Linked DNA regions of Homo sapiens: region 1 is linked to region 2. The links are chromatin loops, found by intact Hi-C in ENCODE. Cell type or tissue: IMR-90. All regions are shown on one strand. Each heading gives the region's core, and the rest is flanking DNA. Links, peaks and the distances in the headings are about the cores only. Region 1 holds the start of B3GAT2 (beta-1,3-glucuronyltransferase 2). Region 2 holds the start of LOC105377850 (a long non-coding RNA gene).

What was found. Peaks named below come from ENCODE experiments on the same cell type or tissue, not always from the same donor. Only the 100,000 strongest peaks of a DNase experiment are listed, where the experiment ranks them.
Region 1: it touches region 2 in a loop (5-fold over the local background); 4 of 110 quality-filtered maps call a loop at or near these places.

Annotation. Positions count from the first base shown.
Region 1 is chr6:70,952,003-70,960,335 of GRCh38, reverse strand. It overlaps B3GAT2 (beta-1,3-glucuronyltransferase 2), which reads left to right and starts at 3,276. Exons shown (of 4, transcript NM_080742.3): 1 at 3,276-4,497. The coding sequence starts at 3,907. LOC124901229 reads right to left here and starts at 3,908. Exons shown (of 2, transcript XM_047419611.1): 1 at 3,808-3,908; 2 at 1,419-3,704. The coding sequence starts at 3,908. The coding sequence ends at 2,978. RefSeq lists an enhancer at 3,501-4,016 and silencers at 3,945-4,074, 4,545-4,684. In IMR-90, for the core only: a CTCF peak has its summit at 4,229 (motif pointing right); a DNase peak (open chromatin) is centred at 4,255; H3K4me3 peaks cover 869 bases; H3K27me3 peaks cover 4,647 bases.
Region 2 is chr6:70,880,781-70,889,113 of GRCh38, reverse strand. The region is part of intron 2 of B3GAT2 (beta-1,3-glucuronyltransferase 2); the gene reads left to right. It overlaps LOC105377850 (a long non-coding RNA gene), which reads right to left and starts at 2,972. Exons shown (of 5, transcript XR_001744196.2): 1 at 2,930-2,972; 2 at 899-962. In IMR-90, for the core only: a CTCF peak has its summit at 4,555 (motif pointing right); no DNase peak of the experiment used is centred there; H3K27me3 peaks cover 1,168 bases.

The DNA.
Region 1 (8,333 bases), core at 47-8,046, 71 kb before region 2:
TGATTATGCTTCATAAAAATGACATTTTCTCCAAGCTCCCATTTAAAGGAGTTGTTTCCATTCCAGCCCCTGATAGACTCGTGACATATTTTTAAAGTATAAGTTTTTGCACTTAAAAATGTTTTGCCCTGGTTTTGTACTTCTAATGGACATCCTTAATGATAATTTTCGTATCTTTATATCTTTGCTCAGATTTGATCATAAGAGATTCGGGGCCACATATTGAGTGGCTTAATGTAAAACAATATGGCATATTCAGCCATCTGAAATAAATGTCACTTGGAATCATGTCATCCTTATTGCATGACAAGCTATACCTTGCATTTGGGGTAAATTTATTTCTTCTTTCTTCCACTCCCTAGACCAACTTGGGAAGACTCTAACATACACTCTAGGAATTATCTTCATTACAAGCAGAGGTACTATTTAGAAGCATTATCAGTCCTGTTTAGATTTCATTTTATATTCATTTGATAACGATGATCCATCAAGATCTCTTGTGTTAAGGTGTTCTTTTGAGGAAGGGTTATCTGTATTGAAATATCATTTATTGACTGCCTGTGTAATAATGGCTCTTCTTCAAACTACCCAACATACACCATTTAATCCTTGCAAGATTCCCATGGAGTATGTATTATTAACCCCATTTTCCAGATGAGGAAACAGGCCTTGGGAGGTTCACTGATTTTCTAAAGTTGCACAGTAGAAAGTATCCCAGAGGGGACTCAAACCCAGGTCTGCCTGACTCCAAGAACCATGAAGCTCCCCAACAGATGACTGAATGAAATAAACCTGGGTACAAATGCTAAGGGTAATAGAAAAAAATGAAGTGACAGTCTGTGATGTGCTAATTAAGTGTTGTGTTTTATGACACCCATGAATTCTGGGCATGAGCTAAAGTCTCAAACTGCAAATTCAATTGATTTTGAAAGTGCTTTGGGCTAGGCACAATGGCTTACATCTGTAATCCCAGCACTTTGGGAGGCCAAGGCATAAGGACTGCTTGAGCCCAGGAGTTCAAGACCATCTTGGGTAATAGGAGACCCCAGTCTACAAAAACTAAAATGAAAAAATTAGCAGGGTGTAGCAGCTTATATCTGTAGTTCCTGCTACTCAAAAAGCTGAGGCAGGAGGATTGCTTGAGCCCAGGACATCGAGACTGAAGTGAGCTGTGTTCAAGTCACTGCACCCCAGCCTTGGCATTGAAGAGAGACCCTGTCTGTCTGTCTTTCTCTCTCTCTCTCTCTCTCACACACACAGACACACACACACACACACACACACACACACACACACAGTGTTTCATCTCTGAATAGCCCTGGTTCCTGGAGAGGATGTAATAGCAAATAGGTTTTATGGCATAGTTGGACCAACCAAAAGTTCCCCACTAACAAAGGTTAGTGATGTTTTTAGTACAATTCAGTAACAACATGAATTTTATTCCAGCAAACACAAGGCATTTTAACCAAATTTAAAATTTCCAACAGGATGAACCAGACTTCAGTAACTTAGGGGAGAGGGGTGCACTGCTTCCTAAGAAAAACCTTTTCTTAAAGGGAGGCCTTGACTTCTTTCCTCTTCCCCATCCTGGCATGATGCTGGTGCAGAATACATTTCCAAGGTTGTGTTATATTCAGAGGCACATTAGGCTATTCGAGAGAATGGGAAGAGGTCTAATGGCTTCGTTGTTTTCTATGTTTAGGATGCACTAATCTGCAGAGTTTAATGTATGAGTTGTGGATGGCACAGGGAAGTTGGGACAGAAGGCTAGCTCTAGGGAGTTGTTGGGGTGGCTGGGTGTTAGTCTGAAATTTCACTCTCACGTTTCAGAATCTGAAGAGGAAGTTAGGGAAATTCACAGATGAGCCAATGCCTTTTAACAGGTGGGGGGTTCAGGGGTAGGACTGGGAGAAGAGGAGCTGTCAGAAAAGCTGGAGAGCCATTCGCCCCAGAGCTCTCAGTTGCACCAGAACGCACAGTCGGAGAGAGATTTATTTGTGAACAAGCCCGAGAAAGGCAGACAACCCAGACAAGATGGGCTCAGAAATTATTTATCATAGGCTAGGGCAGAACAGTCTGGAGCTTTCCTTCTGCTTTGCAAGCACTTCCCTGGGACCTGCCTGGGAAGCACAGCCCTTCTTCCTGGTAAGTTACAGAAGGTCAGGCACTCAGCTAGTAGGCCAGCTAGACAGCAAAAAGTGTCTAAACTAAGTGCCAACTGTTTACTTGGGGTCTTCCAGACCCTATCATGGTTCTATTCGTCATGGTACACTCTGTTTGATTTCAATCGCACCATCTTTATATGTAGGAAGGCCAAACCGGCCCGGCTGTGTTGGGTGGGATTTCTGCAGGCCATGCAGTGAGGACGCCACTAGCTATAGACACACGCAGGAGACCCACGTTCTATTTCCATATGCCACTTGCCACTGACCTCAGAGAAATCATTTTAAACCCTGAACCTCAGCTTCCTTATCCTGAAAATGAAGGCCATTCTACTTCTTAGGCCTTCTTGACAGGAGCCTTGGGAGAGCCAAACGGAGTAATTCCGGTGACAGCGAAGAACTGGGAGGGACCGTGACTCCAAATTACTGAAGAAAAATAAGTTAAACATGCTCGGCTGGAGTTTTAGGAATTCCACCCGCCCCCACCCGCCATGATCAAACTGCAGTCAGGCAGCAGCCCTCCGAATTGATTCTTTCTTATGGACTGTCTCACATGCCAAACACCTATGTGCAGCACCCCTCCATCTCCGTGGGCTCCTATTGATGTCTGCCTTGCAGTGAAAGCGCTTTTTGTTGCCGCTGTTCGATACACCCCAGCACATCAACGCAGCAGCTGGGAGCAGGAGGAGGAATCCCTTCGCTTTCTCCCCTCCTTTCACTCCGAACCCTAGGCATCAGCAGCAACGCGCGTAGCCCGGCAAATTTCCGCACGTGAATGGATTTTCCTGGCTCATCTCCAAAGACCTTGCGGTATTTCACAAAGCTGAAGAGAGGTGAACGAGCATCACCCCCTCCAGGAGGTCGTGCAGCCCCGCGGGGACGCTCCTCCCGCTCCTCCACCCGCGGTGCAGCGGCCGCCTCCCGAGCTTGCTCGCGGGGCCGTTAGCGCCAGACCCGGCGGAGAGCCAAGGGGTCCCTCCGCGCCTCCCTCTCGCAGCCCCTCTCCACCAGTAGCAGCGCTGCTGTCTTCCCACAGGAGGACTTGGGAGGACGCTGGATTCTGCAGCGCCCCCGCCCCCTCGCTTTTTCTTTCTTTCCTTGCTTTGGGATCTTGCTGCTGGATCCGGAGAGGTTCTGAGAAGACAAGAGCAAGGGACTGAGAGCAGGCTTCCGCTGCGGCGCGCGAACACAGCCGGGACACAACCCCCAGCGTCTCCACCCGCTCCTCGCCACCCCGGCGGGAATGTGAGGAAGGAAAGCCCCCAGCGCCGCCGCCCGCCCTCGAAGGCGTCCCAGAGAGCGTCCTGGGGGCCCGCGGCTGGAGCCCTTGTGCCCGCAGCACCGCCGGACTGGAGCGGCGAGGCGCACCGGGTGCCGCTTCTCGGCTTCCACTCTTCAGAAAGAGCGCGGTGGGGATCAGCGCCTTTCCCGCACTCGGCACAACTCCGGGACCGGCGGCGCGCGGCTGGACCGAGTCCCGCTTCCCGCCAGCTCACCTGGAGTCGGGGGCAGCCCCTGCCCGCCCGCCTGCACCCCTTGTCGCTCTAGCTTGCGCGAACCTGCCGCTCCTCCACGCCCAGGTAGTGAGCCCCGCGGCTCCAGGTCTCTGCAGCGCCCTCGGCCCCATGGACAGCGCACCCATCACCACTCCCTAAGTGCTGGCGCCGCCGCTGTCCAAGCTGCGCACTGGGGTCCCTCGGCTCGCCCCTCTCTGGGGTGTCCGAGAGGCCAGGGAGCGTGCACCATGAAGTCCGCGCTTTTCACCCGCTTCTTTATCCTCCTGCCCTGGATCCTAATTGTCATCATCATGCTCGACGTGGACACGCGCAGGCCAGTGCCCCCGCTCACCCCGCGCCCCTACTTCTCTCCCTACGCGGTGGGCCGCGGGGGCGCCCGACTCCCGCTCCGCAGGGGCGGCCCGGCTCACGGGACCCAAAAGCGCAACCAGTCTCGGCCGCAGCCACAGCCGGAGCCGCAGCTGCCCACCATCTATGCCATCACGCCCACCTACAGCCGCCCGGTGCAGAAAGCGGAGCTGACCCGCCTGGCCAACACGTTCCGCCAGGTGGCGCAGCTGCACTGGATCCTGGTGGAGGACGCGGCGGCGCGCAGCGAGCTGGTGAGCCGCTTCCTGGCGCGGGCCGGGCTGCCCAGCACTCACCTGCACGTGCCCACGCCGCGGCGCTACAAGCGGCCCGGGCTGCCGCGCGCCACTGAGCAGCGCAACGCGGGCCTCGCCTGGCTGCGCCAGAGGCACCAGCACCAGCGCGCGCAGCCCGGCGTGCTCTTCTTCGCTGACGACGACAACACCTATAGTCTGGAGCTCTTCCAGGAGGTAAAGGCCAGCCTGCCCCGCTGGGTGGGCGAGGGCGGGAGTGGGCCTCCGGGCCGGCCGGGCTGCAGTCACACGCCCCTTGCACTCCGGGTGCACTTTTGAGTTCTCAGTTCTCCGTGCGCGCATTCGGGGCACCGAGTGGAGCCGCTCCTTGCTGGCACTCCGCAGCCTCCGCTGGCCGTGGGGGTGGAGGGGCTGTGTGTGAGAGGATCACTGTGGCTTAAGGGGCGGGAGTCTGCCCTGGGGCTTTTCTGTGTGGAGATTGTGTCAAGAGAATAGCACAGGTGTGAGGCGCGGGAATGATTTCCAGGGGCCAGGCTCCTGACGACCTGAGGATGGAGCTTAGACCTGCAGGCGCTGGCTGCGATAGGAGATCAGGGAGGGACCTGCACCGTAGCGGGTGGCGGTGGAGGGGTGGGGGTGGTGGGGACGGGTAGGCTAGGTGTTACTCGAGGCTTTTCAGTGCCTACAGGTGTGATTCTCAGTCTAGGACCATATAGGGAGAAAGGTGGAGATAGCCTAGAGAGAAATTTGACTATTGCGGCCCACTGGCACGGAAATGGTTGTTAGAAGAAACACTGACTTCTATGGAGGTCCTTCCTCTCTTTCCCACACCTCACAAAAGTCTTTTCTGACCCTCAAGATTACTTTTTTTTTTTTTTTGCAAGAAAACCCTTTCTGGAAAATAAACTGTTCTGCCCTGTGGTTACGTCTTTTTTGCAGCCCAAGGTAAACATCTGGGCTGCCTGATCCCTTTTCACAACCTTTCTCTAAGGCCTCTTTTTGGCGAGTTAGCCAGGACACATTTGGCGGGGCCTTTTGCGTCTTTCTGGTGCAGCCAGGTCCTGAGTGCATCCGGGCTCCCTGCTGTTGAGATGGCCCATGAGTTCCCTGGGATGGCCACGCGCGCACCGCCCCCCCCCGCCGCCCCCGGCAGGCACAGGGTTAGAACAGGTGTTCTTCCTTGAGGCTGGTATCTTGCGGTGTGTGTGTGTGTAGCCTGCAAATGAGACTGAGTGGCATGGGTTTTCTCAGTTTTCTTCTGTCTACGCAATTACAGCCAAAGAAAATCTTCTTGATTGATTTGACGCCCTGTGAGACTGTTGCCTTCCTCCACCTGAAATTTCTTGACGTCCTGCTTCAGAGACTCCCCCTCAATTCCCCTTCTCCCAAGTAAACTGGACATTGGGAAAATACTATGTGTGAGTTGGACACTGAACTGCTAAAATAATCTGTGTGTCTGGTCATCAGATACCCTAACTGCTTCCCACACTTTCATCCTCATCTCTGGGTTGCTTTCTTAACCCCAGGGCAGAGCTATTCTGTACTCTTCCAGTTTAATTTTTCTGTGTGGCTTTAAAAAAATTTTCTTAAAGGTAATTGCCGCCTTCATTTCTATTCATCCTCTCTTTCATGAATAAAAGGCACAGTAATTGTCCTTCATCTTTTCTTTTCCATCCTTTCACTGTAGAGGGCTTTCTTTCCACGTTTCTCCAAATGAATAAATAAGCTTGGCATTGTATAGTATGGTCCTTACTCAACCCAAGATTAGAGATACCATCTGACGTTTTTAACTGGGCTTTTAATCCTGCATCAGTGCTCCCCCCTCCAAAAGAAAAAAGTGGCTTGCATCTGAAGCAAAGACTGTACATTTCAATGCACCACAATTTTTAAACCGCAAGGTCTTTTTATTTTCTTCTACAACTTCGAAGTTGCCTCGTCTGTGACAATATGTGGTCTTGTTGAAGTAAAATAGTGCACATTACTGTTAATGAACACTGTAGGAGGCTAGATTGTGAAGGAGGAATGATTTAGTTTATTCCGAGCTTCTAGCCTCTTGGTGTGAGGTGTTAGAAGAATTGGCACACGCAGGCAGTGAAATGATTCAGGACACAGCCTTCCTTTGATGCTTCCCAAACTGAAAGGAGGGTTTGTTGGTGGGGGATATTAAGCATCAGGAGAAAATTCCAGTAGGTTTTTCATTAGTCCATATGGGGGAAAATATAAAATGAGGAGAGGGTAAGGAGAAAAAAATAGTGTTGTCAGAGAGGACATTATAAAGGAAAAACGCAAAACTTTCAAGACACTAAACTTTTGTACAATTGGAAGTAATGCAATAAAATAAAATAAGAGCATATGCAACATTTTTTAATGGTGAGGTGCCACATATACAAAAAATACAACAGGTTTATTGTTTCTGTTGTCATTTTAAGCATAATAGGCATGACATACTTAGAATTTAAGTTTTCTATCTCCTGGAGGTCACTCCCAGACAGTAATTTTATGACTAGTACCTTTCTCTACCACTCCCCCACCAGCATTGTTTTTGGACAGATTAGGCCTTTGTTTGACATATATGTATGCTGATACATTCAGTTTTCTTTATTATAACATTTTCCATGCATGGCAAACATTATTGAATTCCATCATTAGGCTAGTGGAATTTATGAATTCTTAGTCTTGTGCATTTTCCAGAATTTGGAAATCCGTAGGTTTATTTGTGAGACAGCCTACCATACACCCGTTCTCAGATTAATGATTCCGTGTAAATTATAGTTTAGACATTGTTCTCTGGAGAAAACGTAGGACCAGATAAAACATTGAAAATCTACAGCTCCTTGGGGGAAAGCAAAGATGCTGATTAGGAATGCTATAGGGCTGAGGCATATATCTCAGCCCTTTATATTGTGCATGCACACCAATTAGTTTTTCAGTAATTCACAGTACTTAAGGAAAGAATACCCCAAGTCAGGTTTCATCTTTTATTCATGGTGCTTCTAATTTCCATGGTTGATGTTAAAGTGGATAAGATAAAAGGAGGAAAATGAACCACGTACAAATTAGCTCCGTAAGTATTGGCTGCAAATGAAGGAAAGCAAAGGATGAAAGGTCTCCAAATTAAATTAAAGACGCAACAGGCAATCTGTGTTCAATTATTCCTCCCTGGTAACTGGAATGGTGCTTTGTCATCTCATACAGCTAACTAATTTTCAGCCTTTCCTTTCAACTGATCTGCATTGCCAGGAAAGAAATATTTGCATTGAATACTCTTATGTTAACAGCCAAATCCATTTGCAAATGAAGTTTAGTGTGAATCTTAGCTACAGAAATGGGCCTGTTCATTGGAGAAGGAGGTGGTGGGGTTTTTCAGGTTTCAAAAATCTCAACAGCTACTCCTCTTCTTCCTGTGGCATTGATGGGGTTTTGCACTGTGGATCACAGGTAATCCTGCCTCCCTGTGCATCCTATCCATCTCCCTCTCTGGAAAAGCTTACTTGCAAAGGATTTAAGCTGCTTTAATAAAAGCCACAACTACAGATAAATGTGACTTTATTTTTAGTCATGTTTTCAATAACACTATTGATCAGATTTCTGTTTTTCACCAGAAAACCTTCAAAGCTTTCTTAAATTTAAAACAGATGCTTTTCAGGTGAAGTTGGTTTCACCTCTGGAAATCAATTGAATTGAAATACTAAAAAAAAATAGCACTTTCCAAGCAAGAAAAAAAAAAACTTTAGAAATTTTGAAGTTAATGAAATAAGACTGGAAGACAGGCTGGCTCTCAGACACTTAAGGGGTTATCAAAGGAGTCAGTGACTGAGATTGCATCTAGAAGATGTTTCTGGAAAGCAATGAACTAAAGAAGCCCCTTGCTTGAATCTTTTGTTGGGTGCTATTCAGCTATTTGTGTACTAGGCAGATAAAGGAGTTTTGAGGATTAATTCTGTCTTGCTTTTTTTTCAGAAGTATTTGTGTGCTTTCCCTCTTTACCTGCTGCTTATTGGAGTCATAATCTGAAGGATATACGAGTTTACAATGTTTGGCCCTTTCCCCCC
Region 2 (8,333 bases), core at 74-8,073:
GTTGTTGGAATTGACCGTCCGCCAAATGTTAATAGAGGGAGAAGTGACATTTGGCTGAATTCCACACACACTGAATGTAGCAGCCCCTCGCCTCAAGGAGTTTTGTATCTAGCAGAGAGAGAATGTCTACAAGAGCATGGCAGATACATCGTGGGGTCGAAAATGAGTACAAGTGGAATGATTGGGGGTTACATTTAAAGAGAAAACCACAGCCACTGGGGGAGTTTCGGGAAAGGTCTTGGGAAGAGGTGACATCTGAGAGGCACCTTCCGTGCTAGGCCCAGGCCAGGGTAGGGAGGGATCATGGGCAGGGTGTGTTTTTGGAACAAGTTATCCCAGGGTATGTGTAGCTCTTGGGAAGGGCAAGCTGGGGTCAGATAGTGAGGACTGAGTGCTAAGATGAGAAGTTTTTCTTCATTTCTGTGGACATTGGAGAGTCTGACATTTTTCAAGTAGGGGACTGATGTGATTAGAAATACAGTTTGAGAACCACATGTTGGCAGTGTGGGATGAATGGGGGAGGAGGGCTGGGCCTGGAGGCTCAGGCAGCCATCTGGGTAATGAGCCCGTAGCGGGCTGGGAGGTGAGAGGAGGTCTTAAATACCACAGCTATTGGGGACTTATAAAATTTTAACAGCCTTTTCAGATTATACTCTAAATCAGCAGACACTTAGATCTTTTTAACACCTTTTTCTGTTGTATGGTATGGTGATAAATGATGTATTAAATTTAAGTTTGGTTAATTTTAATTGGTGTAATTTGTATTATCCTTTGAGTCGTAATTTATGTGTAGAAAATACAGTGATGTTGGGTAATTAAAACATTCTTTTAACCAGAACACCTATTTTGTGTAAAATAGGAGTCTGCATATTAGGAAAAAAAAAAAAAATCACATCACCTGACTGAAGTTTTCAAGCTCAGGATTCACTGTGGGTGTGTTGTCCCAGTGGAGGGTGTCGAGGCTGAAAGTGAGGAAGACAGTGATCACGCCTGGCTGGGCCTCCTGTATCCATACCTGCCCTCTCCCGTGTCCACTCCACCTCGAAGCAGGAGGAATCTTTCAGGAATGCAAACCAGATTCTTGGCAGTCCCTTGCTCATAGCTCTTCAGGGGCTACTCATGCTCTTGGAATAAACAATTCCTTGTCACTGGCACCTGCCAGGCCCTGCCCGGCCCACCCCTGCCCACCTTACTATTCTTGTTCCCCTCTACTCAATCTTTGCGGGCAGAGATCACTTCCTCCAGCACATTCTACCCTTCCCTTTGGGGCCTGCACTGATGCCCCTGCCTGGAAATGCTCCTTCCTCGTTCAGCCCTACTCATCCTTCAAATCTCAGCTTAAAGGCTGCCTTCTTGGGGAAGGTTTTGCTGATGCTTCAATTAAGATAGCTCCTCCCGTGTTATAATGTGCTGTTCTCTCAGCCTCCCATACCTCTGCACCTTGTCACAGTGGTTGTACATCTCTCATTATAATTGTTGAGGCTCCGCCACCCCGACTCCCAGAATGCATCCTTCCTGTAGGCAGAAGCCGGACTATCCTGCCCTCCACTCCTTGCCCAATCCCAGCCCCAGGTTTCCCCTAGCCCCAGCCTGTGAGTGGGGCTGAGTGACGGCACTATCCCAGAGCAGCTGTCCCCGCTACAAGTTTACCAGGCAAACCTTTAAAAAATTATTATAAATGATGACCATGAAACTGGAGGGGGTCGAGGGATCACTCTGGGCAGGTTGCTGAAGGCTGCTTTCTGTGGGCTCTCTGCAGGGACGTGGGAATGACAGTTATTCTGGGTCTCCTTCATCTCAATGTTTGTCAACAAGGAATTTTGCCTGGGTTAATTTATTTGGCAGACCTTTTCTCAGTAGATAATGCTGTGATCAGCTTCAGCCCAGCCCGGATCAGATGATCATCAAAGCCAAATGAGCAGTCAAAATTAATGACGTTTTGCTTTGCTTCATGAATATAAATACTGCAAGAAAATGGAGGGAATTGTCTTCCTGCCACTTTGGAGTCATTCGTGATTTAAGTGTGCTGTTTTCCATGCATGAATGTTTTCTATGAGAACTATAAAGTTACTGAATCTTCTCAGTAGAGTGACTTGATGTGTCATGTGGTACCTTTTAGTGCAGGATCTAGGGACCAGCTTGGGACTTTGTCCTTGGGTTGGTACAGTGTGATTGTCACCGGGAGAGGACTGCAGCTGCCAGGGGGTGGTAATTCTGTCCCAACAACTTATAGAACCACAGGGACAGGTGGCAGAGTGTTGGGGCAATAGGCAGCCTGCCACTCAGTTTTTAATCTATTTCTAGAACATGGTGCAGTCTAGAGACTTGCAGGGATTTGATGCCCACAGTACTGTGTCTGGTCCTGTCTGCATGTGCTGTGGCCAGGGCTGTGCTGGGTAGAGGTGGGCGTGTGGGGCAAGGAGCACATGTGCATCTGTGTGCTCATACTCAGGGTGCTTGCTCTGGAGCAGCTGGTAGTGGGGTCAGGTGGGGTGGACGTGGAGAGGGAGGGCTCTGCAGAGGCCTTTCAGGGCTGAAGGGGAAGTGGGGAGACGGGTTTCCAGGCCTCTGTCCACCTCAATTCTAGCAGCTCTGCATTTACATATTGGAGATCCCCTCAAGATTTCAATGGAATAAAACATTCATTCCAGGACTAAAAATTTTGAAAACCTGAAGTTTTCCTTTCTATCAGGATGTCCAGCAGACTCAATAATTATATATTGTTTGCTTAGCATTTACCAAGCATCAGGCATTTGGAAGCATTCTGTGTTCTTTCTTCATGAATCCTCACTTAGCTGTGCAAGGGATATGCTAGTTTTATTATCCCCACTTACATATAAGGAGCCCGAGGCCTAGGTATGCTAAGTGAGTTGTCTGGGATTCAGAGTCAGGTCAGTGTGTCTACAGAGATGGTCTCCAACTCACCCACCTACAGCCAAGTCACTGAGTTCTTGGTCTCTGAGCCTGCAGAACAGTTTCTTGGTTTCTTCATCTGCAGAACAGGGAAAATGAAATTTTTCACAAAATCAGACATCACGTGCAAAGCAGCCAGGAGTAGAACATTGTAGACACTTGGTGAATGTCACTCTTAACCAAGAAACAAGACTGTGCCTTTGGGTTCAGCTGGCTCACACATTTATTTTGATGAATTAGGTCAGTGTTTTGTTTGATTATCACAGTGGTGAGGTCCATGCAGGTAGCTGTAGGGTGGAAGAATCACTCATCCTTGGGTCCTGCTCTGACACATACAGGCTGTGCAGCCTGAAGATCTAGGGGAATATCTGTTTCTTCCTAATACCTGTAGATTAGGGATCATTGCTTCTTCCTAATACCTGTAGATTAGGGATCATTGCACCAGCTTTCTGGGTTGTGTTGAGGTTGAAGTAAAACGAATACATACAGAAGTTCCTGCTGTTCTGTGAATATTTGAATCTGCACCCACTTGTAGCTTTGTGAGATCACTCTTAACGGTAGTATTTAAGAACATTTGAACTCCGCTGTGGGCTCATGATGAACTTCATTTCTCTTCTGGCGGGTGGACCTGTGCTCATTATCATTCAATGAATTGGCTCAGCATGCAGGATGGCATGCTGAGATAAACGCTAGCCCTTACTTTAGATTAAATACCCCCAAAAGAGAGTGATCAACAGGAGAAAATCGAAGCCAAAAAAGATCATTAAAGAGTTGTTTAGGAGCAGATACGTGTTCATTGTTAAAATTTCCCAGCTGAAAATCTAAACAAACAGCACTTGAGCTTTCAGAAGAAAATGCCATTTGTAACATTGAGATTTGCAAGGCATTTGGTGCCATGTGAGTGCCGCTTGCCCCTGTAGGTGAGTCTATGTAGACCACGAGACAAGTATTCAATATGCAAATTCCTGATGGCACATAGGGAAGGATTTAAAAGAATGATTCTCATGCTTTCTAATCAAGTCACAAGGGGGCAAATGTCCTTTTTCACCACCTCGACTTTCCTAAGAGTCCCTAGGAGAGCATCTGTAGGTAATAGTTTTCATCTAGAATCTGTTAAATAGGTATTATTTATTTTACTCATGTAAATAGTTAGGATTAAGGGTTGTTGCCCTGCACTGCTAACGTGGGGGCCGGGGTGCAGACCACTTCTCTCTTTGGCATGCAGGTTGTTTGCTGTGACTACTACACATTTTTCTGCACTGGCTTCAGAAGTTAAGCCTTGCAGGCATTCTTCCTGGGCTCCCTGAGCAGCTGTAATCACCCTGACCCCAAACACTCTGCACATCAGTTCACCTCAATTTTAAATCCCTCAGGCCAACCGCTGTGGTCAGTCGGCATTGCCCTAAGCTGATGGGCCTGATTAAACCAAGAGTGGCACACACTGCCCTCCAGCCTAGGATATGCAATGTCACTTTTCTTCTCACGTTTGCCTAGCTAATTTCCAGTTACTCTTCCAGACTCATTGATGAGGCAGGAATCGCTTTTTCTGGGAAGTTTTTCCTGATTTTCCATCACACGTGGATGCCCCTTTCTACCTTTTCCCCTAGAATCCTTGGCTTATGCAGTTATGAATATTTCCACAAGGTGGCGCTCATGTCAGTGTCCTCCCTGCCCCTGGCCGCCTTGCTAGCCCGGGAGTACACTAGGAGGGCGCTCGGGTCTGCCTGCATCTCCAGGCCGGGCACAGTCTCTGATGGTAATAGCTTGAACAAATGTTTGCTGAATTCATGAATTTTAACATGTTTTCCTTTTCTAGTGTAAGGATTATCAAAATTAAGATTTAAAGCTTCTCGCTTCTGAGACAACATTGCCATTATTTAATGGTGGAGGTGTAAAGGGGGATGCCGAGCTGTATACTCCAGAGCTCTCTGAGGAGGGTCTAATTCAGCGGGTCTCCCCATGGCTTCGCATCAAAATGGCAAGGGGCTTTGAAAAAACACCCACACTTGAGCTCCACCTAGGAGCAAAGAGACCATATAGTCTCTGAGGGTGAGGCCTGGTATTTGTGTGGTTGCGGGTTTTTTTTGTTTTTTTTTTTTTTTTTTGAGTCTTGAGGTGATCCCGAAGTGCACCCAGGAGTAAGAGAGGCGGGCGAAAGTGATCAGAAGCGACTCCTATTTCCTTCCTGTGGCTCGTTATCGTCTCTCAGTGGTCACAGTCCTTTCCCAGGCCACCCCCTGTGTCCATCTCAGGTGGGATAACCTCATGACAGAGTTTGGGAACGCTCAATAGAGTCACTTCCATAGAAAATACGTCTTCCATTGCTCAAGCAAGAAGAGAATTTGAGCATAGGACAGGAATATTTTAATCATAATAACTGAAAAACACCAGCAACAATATAAACAAAAAGATTGCCTGTATTCATTGGGAATGCAAGTTTTATCTGTGTTTTGATTGTGGTGAAATATACGTAACATAAAATTTACCATTTTAACCATTTTGAAGTGGACAGTTCAGTGGTATTCAATTCATTCACATTGTTGTGCAACCATAACCACTGTCCAACTCCACACCTTTTCCATCACTGAACCAAAATTCTATGCTCACTAAACAATAACTCCTGACTTGCCCCTCCCCTCAGCCCCTGGTTACCACAATTCTACTTTCTGTCTCGATTAATTAGACTATTCTAGGTACCTCATATAAGTGGAATCATATTTGTCCCTTTTTTTTTTTTTTTGCTTATTGAGCATAATATCTTTAAGGTTCATTCATATTATATTATGTATCAGAATTTCATTCCTTTTTAAGGCTACTAATATTCCATTGTTACGTATAGTCCACATTTCGTTTATCCATGCATACAGCCATGGACGTTTGGGTTGTTTCCACCTTTTGGCTACTGTGAATAATGTTGCTATAAACATTGGTGCACAGATATCTGTTCGAGTCCCTGCTTTAGATTCTTTTGGATGTCCAAAGTAGAACTGTTGGATCACAGGTAATTTTTTGTTTGAATTTTTTGAAGAATCACCATACTATTTTCTACAGCAGCTGCATCATTTTACACTCTCCACAGCAATGCAGGAAGGTTCCAGATTCTCCATATCCTCACTAATACTTATTTGCTTCTGTTTTGTTGTATTAGTTTTTTTAATAATAGCCACCTAATGGGGATGAAGTGGTATCTCATTCTGGTTTTGATTTGCACTTCATGTGCTTCGTGGCCATTTGTACTTCCTTCTTAGAGAAATGTCTATTCAAGTCCTTTATACATTTCTATAAAATGTTTATGTATTTATTTGACTTCACCAACAGAAATGGATTTTCTCACAGTTCTGGAGGCTGGAGGTCCAAGGTCAGGGTGTCAGCATGTGAGTTCCCTTGAGGCCTCTCCTTGCTCACAGATGGCCTTTCCTCTGCGGCATGCATTCTCCACTCTCTCCTCTTTTTATATCAGTCATATTGGACTTTGCCCATTTTTGAATTGAGTTGTTTGGTTTATTCTTGCTGAGCTGTAGAAATTCTTTATATTTTGGGTATTAATCCTTTATCAGATATGCTATTTACAAATATTTTTCCCATTCTATGGGTTACCTTTCCCACTCTGTTAATACTGTTCTTTAATGCACTAATGCTTTAGTTTTGGAAGAAGTCTAGTTTATCTATTTGATTTATTTATTTTTATTTTTTATTTTTTGAGATGTAGTCTCGCTCTGTCCCCCAGGCTGGAGTGCAGTGGCATGATCTCGGCTCACTGCAAGCTCTACCTCCCGGGTTCACACTTTTCTCCTGCCTCAGCCTCCTGAGTAGCTGGGACTACAGGCACCCGCCACCATGCCCAGCTAATTTTTTGTATTTTTAGTAGAGACGGGGTTTCACCATGTTAGCCAGTATGGTCTGGATCTCCTGACCTCGTGATCTGCCCGCCTTAACCTCCCAAAGTGCTGGGATTACAGGTGTGAGCCACCACACCCAGCGTACCTATTTGATCTTTTGTCGTCTGTGCTTTTGGTGTCATATCTAAGAAGTCACTGCTGAATCCAATCTCATGAAGCTTTCCTCGTTGTCTTCCAAGAGTTTTATAGTTTGAGTTCTTTAGCTTTAGTCTGCTGTTAGAGAAAGAATAACAAACCTTCATTTATCCAGAATGGTTGAGGGTTGGGGGCAGAGTATGGTCTTTTTTATAATTAACTGTAATAAATTTTACCATTTCTACATTCCTCCATCCATTAAAAAGATCAGGATTAGAAAGTAGGAAAATATCTAAAACCATGCTGGAAAACAGAAAAGGACATGTACAATGAAGCTTCTGGGAGAAATGTGAGGCTAAGTTTGGATGGACAGACAGACAGAGGAGGGGGATCATATGAGAAGTAAGAGGATGGTGTCCTCATGGGAGCCCCTGGACACCCCTATTCTCAGAGTGCAGAGATCCAGTGGGCTGAAGGGGGCCGTGCCTCAGACACATGCCATCAAGCCCCTACACAGCTTCCTCGCATGGCAGAGAATGCCCCCACATCAGGTGGGGGTTGTGTGGTAAGCTCCTGGTTCTGCCTGACTTCTGGGCAGTTTCCTCCCATTAACATGGAGGGAAAGGCTCTATCACAGCCCACTGGTGAAGCCGCCTCTGAAGTGTTGAGTTTCCCTGAGTAACTCCCTGGTTTTTCTGTGGAAACCGCTCAAAGTGGCCACAGGTGTACCTAAAATAAAGCCTCTCACAATTGCTAACAAAGACCAATACAAGCCATCAATGCTGTTCAGCCTTGACTTCTGTTTGCAAATATGAGTAGATAATTAAAAAAAGTAAACCAAGACACAGGAGTTCCCACTGAAAGAGTATAGGAATCAAGAGAGGGCTTTTAAAATTTCTAGAGTTCATTCTCAGATTTTAAAAGATGTGGCATCATAAAACAAGAGCCAGCAGCTGTGAGGAAAGAGTCATTGGAGAGCAAGGATTCCTGTAAATAAAAGGCATGACTGCTGGAATAACCTCATGTGAGAGGGTGACAGCATCGAGGCTCTAAGTGTCAGTGATACTGTTAGGGTTGCAATGCAGAGGAGTGGATCCCAAAGCCCTCCTGGAAGAATCCTCCAGGAATTCTTCCAAAATAGGAGCAAAAGTACAAAGAAATAGAAATGTCAGTGGAAGGAGACTTATAAATCCAGCATGTTCAGTAAGAGTTTCAGAATTAGAAAATAACTATATATGAAATATCAAGAAAGAAACAGGGCTGGTTGTGGTGGCTCACATCTGTAATCCCAGCACTTTGGAAGGCGAAGGCAGGAGAATCGTTTGAGGCCAGGAGTTTGAGACCACCAGCCTGGCCAACATGGTAAAACCCCATCTCTACTAAAAATATAAAAATTGGCTGGGCATGGTGGTGCACGCCTGTGATCCCAGTTACTCGGGAGGCTGA